Regions from separate parts of the Homo sapiens genome. Here all the other regions are linked to region 3. The links are chromatin contacts, found by Hi-C or POLR2A ChIA-PET in ENCODE. All regions are on one chromosome and are shown on one strand. The core of a region is the stretch at or near the end of the contact, and the rest is flanking DNA. Distances in the headings are between cores, read along the strand shown. Region 1 holds the start of LMNB1-DT (LMNB1 divergent transcript). Region 2 overlaps JADE2 (jade family PHD finger 2). Region 3 holds the start of CDC42SE2 (CDC42 small effector 2).

What was found. Hi-C counts contacts between places; a loop is a spot of excess contacts on that map. ChIA-PET counts read pairs that join two places held with the same protein, here RNA polymerase II (POLR2A). Pooled maps may share reads with other maps.
Region 1: a pooled map shows a loop between it and region 3 (11-fold over the local background). The contact joins the promoter of LMNB1-DT here to the promoter of CDC42SE2 in region 3. A Hi-C loop is called at or near these places in 1 of 37 single-sample maps with no recorded cell type and 10 of 50 pooled maps. POLR2A ChIA-PET finds 5 or more read pairs at or near these places in 4 of 52 experiments (MCF 10A, WTC11, activated CD4-positive, alpha-beta T cell and 1 more).
Region 2: a loop to region 3 is called in a pooled map, with 3 times the contacts of the local background. The contact joins the enhancer-like site here to the promoter of CDC42SE2 in region 3. A Hi-C loop is called at or near these places in 2 of 50 pooled maps. POLR2A ChIA-PET finds 5 or more read pairs at or near these places in 2 of 52 experiments (OCI-LY7 and naive thymus-derived CD8-positive, alpha-beta T cell).

The regions. Positions count from the first base shown.
Region 1 is chr5:126,774,375-126,777,983 of GRCh38, forward strand. It overlaps LMNB1-DT (LMNB1 divergent transcript), which reads right to left and starts at 2,112. Exons shown (of 4, transcript NR_134485.1): 1 at 1,921-2,112. LMNB1 (lamin B1) reads left to right here and starts at 2,762. Exons shown (of 11, transcript NM_005573.4): 1 at 2,762-3,493. The coding sequence starts at 3,135. RefSeq lists silencers at 1,539-1,588, 2,239-2,888, 3,089-3,168, 3,479-3,528 and an enhancer at 2,523-3,323.
Region 2 is chr5:134,543,403-134,547,009 of GRCh38, forward strand. All of the region lies in intron 3 of JADE2 (jade family PHD finger 2), which reads left to right. Among named protein-coding and RNA genes, the nearest start is that of JADE2, 20 kb to the left of the region's middle. RefSeq lists enhancers at 199-298, 399-628, 729-998, 1,059-1,158, 1,419-1,758. Within about 2 kb of position 1,775, at least 20 of the 41 ENCODE cell types and tissues checked have a DNase peak (open chromatin) inside an H3K27ac peak, as active enhancers do; they include OCI-LY7, where a contact is called at or near this core.
Region 3 is chr5:131,262,290-131,265,519 of GRCh38, forward strand. CDC42SE2 (CDC42 small effector 2) reads left to right here and starts at 1,764. Exons shown (of 5, transcript NM_001375635.1): 1 at 1,764-1,877. RefSeq lists enhancers at 1,048-1,097, 2,226-3,043 and silencers at 1,218-1,287, 1,298-1,347, 1,378-2,027.

The DNA of each region.
Region 1 (3,609 bases), core at 862-3,361, 4.5 Mb before region 3:
CCATCTCTTGACCTCGTGATCCGCCCGCCTCGGCCTCCCAACCAAGTATTTTTAAAAGACAGGTAAAGGGGAGCAAGGAATGAAAACCATAAAACCATATGGATTGACTATATCACCTGTCGTAGTGGAAAGGGTCTCACAACCAAGTGAGAACAAGCAGATTTACATTCCAATCCTGGTTCCACAGCCTGGGACCCAGCACTCACCTTCTTTTGGTCTAATTTCCTCATCGGTAATTTATTTTATTTAACTTTAAAAAATTTTTTTTATTTTTTTGCAGATAGGGTCTTGCTTTGACGCCTAGGCAGTGTCGCAATCTCAGCTCACTGCAACCTCTGCCTCTGAGGTTCAAGCGATTCTCCTGCCTCCTGCCTCAGCCTCCGGAGTAGCTGGGACTACAGGCGCGCGCCACCACACCCCGCTAATTTTTGTATTTTCAGTAGAGGCGGGGTTTCACTATGTTGACAGGCTGGTCTGGAACTCCCGACCTCAAGTGATCTGCCCACCTCGGCCTCCCAAAGTGCTGGGATTACAGGCTGAGCCACCACACCCGGCCGGTTTTCTCATCAGTAATTTAGATTTTAAAGTTCCCTTTAAGATTACTTGAATACTTAAAGTCTAAGCTTTTCGATTCTTTATTTCTCAATGAGGTTAAGAAAGGAAGTATTTCATGGCCAGGCGCGGTGGCTCACGCCTGTAATTCTAGCACTTTGGGAGGCCGAGGCGGGCGGATTGCCTGAGATCAGGAGTTCGAGGCCAGCCTGGGCAACACGGTGAAGCCCAGTCTCTACTAAAATACAAAAAATTAGCCGGGTATGGTGGCGTTGGTCCCAGCTACTCAGGAGGCTGAGGCAGGAGAATCGCTTGAACCCGGGAGGTGGAAGTTGCAGTGAGCTGAGATTGTGCCATTGCACTCCAGCCTGGGCGACAGAGCAAGACTCCGTCTCCCTGCCATCCTCCCCCCCACCCCCCCACCCCCCAAAAAGCAAGGAAGTATTTTAGGAAACCGGACAGGAAATAGAACCATTAATAAGGAGAATGTCATCATTCACAGAGTGCCAAAAATTCATCTGGGATGAATATGCAGCTCCCAGTGCTCTTCACTAATTCTTATGTACATGACTTGATTAACAGTTAAAGAATATCCTGGTCTCCATTTCTGCCATTTTAAAAGTAAGTAACCATTAATTACAGAAGCGTTCCTAATAGGTGGTAAGGTGGTCATCTAGGGTATAGCTAAGGGCCAGACTCGAGTCAATTAGAATCCTGGGACCTGTCAAACGCAGTCCTGCGGAGCAGCCTTCAGACAGTGAATCTATAAAATGGATGGTTTCTTTCTTTCTTTTTTGAGACGGGGTCTCCCTGTCACCCAGGCTGGAGTGTAATGGTGCCATCTCGGCTCACTGCAACTTCCCCTTTCCGGGTTCAAGGGATTCTCCCACCTCAGCCTTCCAAGTAGCTGAGATTACAGGCACCCGCCATCATGCCCGGCTAATTTTTGTATTTTTGTAGAGACGGGGTTTCACCATGTTGGTCAGGCTGGTCTTGAACTCCTGAGCTCAGGTGATCCTCCCCCACTCGGCCTCCCAAAGTGTTGGGATTATAGGCGTGAGCCACCGCGCCCGCCCGGATGAATTTTCAAATAGAAACAATCCAGTTTCCCACATCACACGGAGATTGTGTGGATGGGTAATCCATGAAAAGCCTGGTGCTGGCACTCAGTCCCAATAAATGTTAGCTAAAAATTAGGAACTTTTCAAAGGGATGAATGTGCTTTCTAATAGAAGTAGCTGCCAGTGACATCTTGGGAGCCTCTTTTTAAAAGCAAAAAATTATTTCATCTTAAATTTTCACAAGTTCAGATTTTTATGTACCTGATTTTAACGGAGTATGAAACAGCTTGCTCTCGTAGTTACTCACCGTCATATGTTAATCGTATCATTTCTGAGCTGTTTTTTGATTTTACAAACCCTTAAATTAAGAAACGGATTAGGAACCGCCCATTAACACTGTTGGCAAATGATTTAAAATCAGGGTTGCTGGTTTTTCTGTGATAATCTATCGGCTTCAAGACGCACAGATCTCACTTTCATGGAAAGAAGTTGCCTGATACAGTTTTCCACCGGAGAGAAAAATAAAGGCTGGTACTTGGAACCTGCAAGCCGTGCATTTGGAACCTCGGACTCAAGTGCCTATTACGTAATTCCACAGCGTCCCGGCCTCCAGGCCGTTTCCCGAGCCCTCCAGCGGAGCGGGGGATAAGGTTACCACGCCCGCGGTGGCCGGGGACACTCTGAGTTTCGCGTGTGGCTTTTAGGGACGTTTATATTTGAATTTCCCTGAACCGCCGAGTGTGGGCGGTGGCGCAGATCCGTCCCGGAAACCTCCGGGCTCCTTCCCGCCTTTCTCAGGCCCGGCCCCTCCAAGGGGTCCCCGCGGGGCGGCGGGAGGGCCCTGGGCCCAGAGCCGCGCGGGTGGGCAGTCCCAGGCGTCCTTCCTTACAGCCCTGAGCCTGGTCCGGGAACCGCCCAGCCGGGAGGGCCGAGCTGACGGTTGCCCAAGGGCCAGATTTTAAATTTACAGGCCCGGCCCCCGAACCGCCGAAGCGCGCTGCCTGCTCCCCATTGGCCCATGGTAGTCACGTGGAGGCGCCGGGGCGTGCCGGCCATGTTGGGGAGTGCGGCGCCGCGGCCCGCGCCACCTCCGCCCCCCGCGGCTTGCCTCCAGCCCGCCCCTCCCGGCCCTCCTCCCCCCGCCCGCCGCTCCGTGCAGCCTGAGAGGAAACAAAGTGCTGCGAGCAGGAGACGGCGGCGGCGCGAACCCTGCTGGGCCTCCAGTCACCCTCGTCTTGCATTTTCCCGCGTGCGTGTGTGAGTGGGTGTGTGTGTTTTCTTACAAAGGGTATTTCGCGATCGATCGATTGATTCGTAGTTCCCCCCCGCGCGCCTTTGCCCTTTGTGCTGTAATCGAGCTCCCGCCATCCCAGGTGCTTCTCCGTTCCTCTAAACGCCAGCGTCTGGACGTGAGCGCAGGTCGCCGGTTTGTGCCTTCGGTCCCCGCTTCGCCCCCTGCCGTCCCCTCCTTATCACGGTCCCGCTCGCGGCCTCGCCGCCCCGCTGTCTCCGCCGCCCGCCATGGCGACTGCGACCCCCGTGCCGCCGCGGATGGGCAGCCGCGCTGGCGGCCCCACCACGCCGCTGAGCCCCACGCGCCTGTCGCGGCTCCAGGAGAAGGAGGAGCTGCGCGAGCTCAATGACCGGCTGGCGGTGTACATCGACAAGGTGCGCAGCCTGGAGACGGAGAACAGCGCGCTGCAGCTGCAGGTGACGGAGCGCGAGGAGGTGCGCGGCCGTGAGCTCACCGGCCTCAAGGCGCTCTACGAGACCGAGCTGGCCGACGCGCGACGCGCGCTCGACGACACGGCCCGCGAGCGCGCCAAGCTGCAGATCGAGCTGGGCAAGTGCAAGGCGGAACACGACCAGCTGCTCCTCAAGTGAGTGCTAGCTGGCGGCCGCGTTAGCGCCAAGGAGGGGCGGGGGCGCAACCGCGGCGACCAGCTCACCGGGTTCTGCCGTGGGGAGGGAGCAGAGGCCAGGATGCACGCGTCCT
Region 2 (3,607 bases), core at 525-3,024, 3.3 Mb after region 3:
TGGCTCATGCCTGTAATCCCAGCACTTTGGGAGGCCAAGGCAGGCAGATCACTCTAGGTCAGGAGTTCAAGACCAGCCTGGCCAACATGGTGAAACCCTGTCTCTACTAAAAAAAATTTTAAAAATTAGCTGGTCATGGTGATGCACACCTGTAATCCCAGCTACTCAGGAGGTTGAGGCAGGAGGATCACTTGAGCCCAGGAGGCGGAGGTTGCAGTGAGCCGAGATTGCACCACTGCACTCCAGCCTGAGCTACAAAGCAAGACTCTGTCTCAAAAACAAAAAAAAGCAAAAAAAGCAAAAAGACAACTGCCATAGACTTTTCCCTTCCCTTTGCCTAAAACAGGAGTTCCTGGCTTGGTTGTTCCCTGGAAGCTTCTTTGAGTATTTTTGAGGGGGTGGGGAGTGGAAGCTGTGGCTAGGTTGAAGGAGAGGGAGGGAGGCTCTCCAGCCTGGTTCAAAGATCTAAGCAACGTCAGGGAGTGTGGGTGGGGGCAGTCCACCACTCCATGTCCTTCCCACAGGGGCTGGGGAATTAACAAATTTTTGCCCCACCCCGGACTTGCCGGAGGTGTGAAGGACAGTTCTGGGAGAGACCTGGAGGCCAGCCGCATGTTTTGGAGGGCTACTGTTTGAGGTAGTGTCCTCCTCTGGCCTGGGCAGAGACACAGGCGGAAGGGCAGGCCAAGCGGTGGGGGTTTCCCCAAGCAGGCTGTCTTGAGGTAGAAAGCTGCATTTTCAGGAAGTCAGAGTCCCCAGAAGTCAGCCAGTGGGCAGAGGCCTGGGTCTCTGGACCGGGAGCTGCTGATGCTGATCAAAATCAGCAAGTGCTTAAGAGTACCTAGTGGGCCTAGCTCAGTGCTGGGGACAGAAAGCACAGGCCCTGTCCCTGGGGAGCTTGTCCTTTGTCAGCAGGATGCAGGTGCTACACAGGAAGGTGTCTGTTATGGGAGGTGCAGCCTGGCTTTGCCAAAACACCCAGGCTTTGCCCGAGGACATCTGTGACCCCAGGCGAGTGAGCCTCAGAGCCCTTATCATAGAGTTCTGCCCTGGGTCCTCCCAGGGAGTTGATGATCTGTAGATGTGACTCCTTCCCGAGACTCATGGAGCCCTGGGGGGTGAAGGGAACCCCAGAGGTGAGTGGGGCAGGAGGTGGGGAGTGTCGGGTAAAGCAGGCCACCCTGAGCTGGAAGCCTGGATGGTGGGAGTGGGGATTCAGCTGTCAGCTCCTCTATAGGCTGTGGTGACAAATTAGTACATCCCTAGTTGCATGTACCACTGAGGCCCTTCACCAATGTGTAGCACTTAGTCCCTGGGGAAGGGGCCTGAGAGAAGCCTCTGCTGCCAGCAAGAGGGTGTCCCCCAGACCCAGTGTCCTTGAAAGTCCCTCTATATGGAGTGCCACCCCCCACTCCCCCAAAAAACACAGCGAGTGGAGATGCAGCTTCTTAGCTCAACCCATGCTTTTAAAAATGGAATCCTCCTTCTACCCTGGGTGAAGGGTAAAGACAGGGGTGGCCAGATTGTGTTGGGGCTCCAAACCACAGGATAAATAAGATGCCTTCTGAGGAGCAGAGGTGTTATCCAGATGTTTGAAATGCCATTTTATAGTAGAACAATGAAGGCGTATGGTACAGTAAAATGCAAAATGCCCATAATTTGATAGATAAAACAGGAGAATCCAAAAAAAGGTTTTGTGCTTGCCCTTGTGGTTTTGAGCCAAGTTTCCAGCCCACCAGCAGTTCCTTTGCTACCCTGTGAGGCAGGCGGGTTGGGGCGAGCCCTTCCGCTAGGCTAAGTGCCTGCTTTCTGAGACTCACACTGCCTTTCTCTGGGGTGGGGGGCAGGATCCACTTCTATAGTTGGAAACGTTGCTGCTCCGCCAGCTGGAAGGGCCTCCTGGCCTCTGGGACTTGTCTTGCAAAAGAAATGTGTGTAATAAATTCTCTTTAAGAGCAGGAAGTGCTGTTATCCTCATGAAAATAAAAGAAAGAGACGTTGAGTGGGGTTTTTTTTTTTTTAAGTGTCTTACGAACTTAGCCTAGTGGTAGCTTGCAACACAACTGGGCAGGGGGTAGCTATTCTCATAGCCCTTCTTTCGTGTTTTATACTGAATTTTAACTGCATAAGTTTGCTCTTGGCTGGGAAACTCTTTATCAGGTTCCGGCCCAGAAAAGATTTTTTAAAAGAAGAGCCCTCTGTGTCTTGCAAGCAGTATTGCTGTGGTTAAAGGACAGTGGGGACCTCACACAAGTGGTTTCACCTTTCTGAATCTCAGTCTCCACATCTGTAAAATGGGGGTAATATGAATTAGGAGCCACGATATATGTAAAACTTTAACATAATACCTGACATGCCTTAACAGGGCAATTACCTTTCTCTGTTAGCTGTCATTTCTAATGAGATGAGGTGCTCAGAAAACAATTGTGATGAGGTTGGCTCTTTAAGTACAGACCTTCAAACTTTCCTTGAGGGGTGAGGAAGAAGGCACCACTTCCAGCTCTACGTTGGGACTTTTGGTGTAGACAGATGTCCAGGAGAGATTGTCCTGGCCAAAGCCATTTTAATTGGCTTTGGGACAGTGACCAAGACCAGTTTCTCAGTTTCACCTGGAAGAATCCTGCCAGCCTCCTGCCTCTTCTCTCCCTGCTAAGACAGGGCAGGAAAGTTTAGTCATACTTCATACAAATCCTGGGATTCATTCATTCATTCATTCACTGACTCTTTACACAAGCATTTCGTTTTTTGTTTTTTTGTTTGTTTGTTTGTTTGTTTGTTTGTTTTGAGACAGGGTCTCCCTCTGTCACCCAGGCTGGAGTGCAGTGGCATGATCTCAGCTCACTGCAGCCTCTACCTCCTGGGCTCAGGCAGTCCTCCCGCTTGAGCCCCCCAGGTAGTTGGGACTACAGGCAAGCCACCATAACTGGCTAATTTTTGTTCCACAAGCATTTCTTGAGTACCTGCTGTGTGTCAAACACTGTGCCAAAAGCAGGCACAGTGATAAACAGGACATATGCAGTCCCTGTCTTCTTGCAGCTTGACTATTAGAAGAGATGGACATTAAAAATATAATTGCACAAATAGGCTGGGCGTGGTGGCTCACACCTGTAATCCCAGCACTTTGGGAGGCTGAGGTGGGTGGATCACTTGAGGTCAGGAGTTCGATACCAGCCTGGCCAAGATGGTGAAATCCTGTCTCTACTAAAAACATAAAAATTAGCTGGGCGCGGTGGCCGGTGCCTGTAATCCCAGCTACTCAGGAGGCTGAGGCAGGAGAATCGCTGGAACCTGGGAGGCGGAGGTTGCAGTGAGCCGAGATCACACCACTGCACTCCAGCCTGGGTGACAGAACGAGACACCGTCTCAAAAAAAAAAAAATGTGTATATATAATTACACAAGTAATTATATTTTGTAGTGTGGTAACTGCTGGAGCTTTTCTCTTAAGTAACTAAATTTCCTCTTGGTGCCTCTTAGTTTGAAATACTCTGTGATACAGTAGTTCACCCCTTGAGAAAAGGAAGCAGAGAACCAAAGTCCCAGGATGAAGTGTTCAAATCTTAGCTACAAATCTTGAGATTGTATATTAAACCTTGTAGCCTGGTGTCT
Region 3 (3,230 bases), core at 514-3,013:
CATTAAAAGTCAAGTAAATGGTCATCACTGTACTCACAGTAACTGGAAAATCAAAATGCTTATGGTATGATGTAGATAAAGATCTTATGGTTAACTGAAACAGAAACCAAGAGAAAATTTAAAATAAAAAAAATTGGTCATTTTTTGTTGCTTTAGTTTTTTTTAATCTCAGGGAATTTTTAAATTTTTCATTTATTCTAGGGACTTGGGATACATCAGTTGAACAAAACAGACAAAAATCCCAGCTTCTACTAGGGAAGGCAGACACTAAAAGCTAAACATATCAGATAAATACAGGCATACCTCAGTATCCGAGGGGGATTGGCTCTAGGACCACGACCAGTACCAAAATCCTCTCAGGTCTCTAATATAAAATGATATAGTATTTGCACATAACCCACATATATCCTCCTGTATAAATTATCTATAGATTACTTATAATACAATGTAAGTGCTATGTAAATAGCTGTTATATTGTATTGGTTTTTATTTGTATTTTTAAATTGTTGTGTTTTTTTTCCCAAATATTTTCCATCTGTGGTTGGTTGAATCCAGAAACGCAGAAGCCATGGATGCGGAGGGCTGACTCTGAATTATAAAGATTGTTACAAGGTGGGAAGTGTCATGGGATGAAAGGAAAAATAGTAAGGTAGGAAAGATGGAGAATTTTTTTTTTTTTTGGAACACGTGTCACTCTGTCCAGCCCAAGCTGGAGTGCAGTGGCCTGATGATGGCTCACTGTAACGTAACTCCTGGCCTCAGCCTCCAGAGTACCTGGAACTATAGGTACACGCCAACACACCAGGGTAATTTTTTTTTTTTTTTTTTGTAGAGACAGGGTCTCGCTATGTTGCCCACTCTGTTCTATTTTGAAGGTACAACCAACAAGCTTTCTTGACAGATTGAAAGTGAAAATGAGAGTATGAGAGGAGTTATGGATGATATAAAGTTTTTGGCCTGAGTAACTAGAAATCCTCGCCATCAACCTAGAATGGGGAAGACCATACATTACTTACAGGTTCGAGAGCTTACTTCAGTGGCATTACGCTATCCTTTTGAACTTACGATAAAGTTTTGTAGGCATTTTGGTGGACTGCTGGCTGCTAGATAGGGCACTCATGTTTCTGATTTCTGAGATATGTAAAATACACACCCAAAGGAATCACAGAAGTCTAGTACATGTGTAATTTTCACGCATTTCAAACCAGGTGGTTTAGCCAGCCTTAAACCAGTTAATGACTGATTGAACGATTCTGACTTTTACATGAAAAAGCAGTGGTCAGAGGATGGGCTCTCAACCGCTACTGAGAGACCCCTCATCCCACAACCGCTCAGCACCCACCCACCCACCCTCGCCTGTGCGCGTCCACCGCCCCACAACGTGCGCAGACGTCGCTCCTCCGCACGGATGTCCGCGGCCCGGGCCGGGGTGGGAAGGGGCTCCCCCACGCTCCCGCCCAGGTTTGGTCGCCATCTTTCGGAGCGTCCTTTCCCGCGAGTGCTGCAGTCCCGGATCTCAGGCGTCCGTTAGCTACAGAGGCCAATTCCTAACCCGCGCGGCTCGAATCCCGGGGGTCCCATCGCCTGCCGGCCGATTCGCCCATGCCGGAGGTACGGCGGGGGCGGGGCCTGGCGGGGGGCGGGGCCAGCACTGCGGTCGCTGCAGCTGCGCAACGGCGCCCGCCCCTCCGGCCGCTCTAGGGGCGCGCGCCGCCTCTCGCTCCGCCCAACCCGCGCGCGAGCCTGGGCGGGGAGGGGGAGCCAGGAAGCTGCGAGCGCGCTGGGGAGCGCAGCTGCAGGCGTTGGGGCGGCAGGAGCCGCGGAGCCGGCGCTGAGAGGGGCTGCGGCCGGAGCGGGCGGCTGAGACAAAGGCGACGGTGAGTGCAATGCCAGCCCCAGTCGCGCGTCGGCCGCCACGCCTCGCCCTCTCGGTCCCTTGGGCGGGGTCCCGAAGCCCCGAACCCTCGTCCCTGAGGGCTCTGGGGTGAGCGCGGCCCGGCCTTGCCAGCCGCGCGCTGCGGGCTGTGGGCTGAGCCTGCGTCTTCCATTTCAGGTTTGGGCGAGGTCCTCATGCCCTAGGACCCTGCCTTTGGTTTTTCTTCTGTTTCCTCTGAGGAATGGTTACACGCTCAGTTCAGAATTCACGGCAGGCGGACAGCTGAGGCAGCCAACTGACCGCCTGATGTAAAATGGAAAGGCAGACCCCCCCCCTCCCCCCAACTTTTCACGTCTGGAAGTCGGGAGGGTGGTGCGAGGGGCGGGCGGGGAGGGCCCGGGGTCTCTAGGTGAGGGTTTCGGGGAGCAAAGACACCTGGCTCCGGAGCTCCGACTCTTCGCCTGAGGCGCCCGACGCGTTCAGTCCGCGGGTCCTGCCGCGGTTCGCCCCGGGCCCCGGGCTTGAAAGCCCTTGGCTACCTCGTCGCGGGAGCTGAGCTACTCTTACAGGTTGTTTTACCCAGTGCTTGCAGCTTTAAGTTGCGATTTTAGGCAACGGGTGTGGTAGGTAGCGGCTCCTTGATGCCGCATTAACAGCTGAAAAAGCGCCCCGATCCGCTGACTTCACTATGTGTAAGAAACAACATTGGGGATTCCTCTTTAGCTTGCAATTATTTTAAATGATAAGCTTTTTTAGGGGAATTTTGGGGGGTGATGTGCAGTTTACAAAATCTAAATGTTTCGTTGAAGGGCCTGGCTTATAGTACGTGCTCAGTAAAGTATTTGTTGAATGAATGAATCTTGAAATATCAGACAAAGCTTATCTCACATCTAGTAAAATTTAGGCACATACTCCTTGATTATGATTAAGGAAAGAATGTCGGCAAACAGTATGTATTTTTGATATACGTTTTTTAGTTTTTGTCCCACATAACATACTGTTGATGAACAGTCCGTTCTTACTCTCAATATTATGAACATAGAAAATATATATCAAATTTGGATTTTCTCTTTTGGTTTGAGAGAAGTTGGTATACATTTTCTGTTTCTTAAAAACAGGCCTTATTTCTAATCTTTAAAAATAATGGAGAAGATAAAGAGGGAGTGGGATTGTATTTTGAAACCCAGCTTTCTGTTTCATTATGAATAAAGGAGTTTATGTGTTTTTGAGAAGGGACTGTGGTATGGTCTTGCTGCTTTTTGAGCAAGGGAGAACTCTAAATTTAGGGGGGGAAAAGCTAATGTTGCACTAATATAATAAAATGTCACCATTTACTCAACAGATATTCATTAAG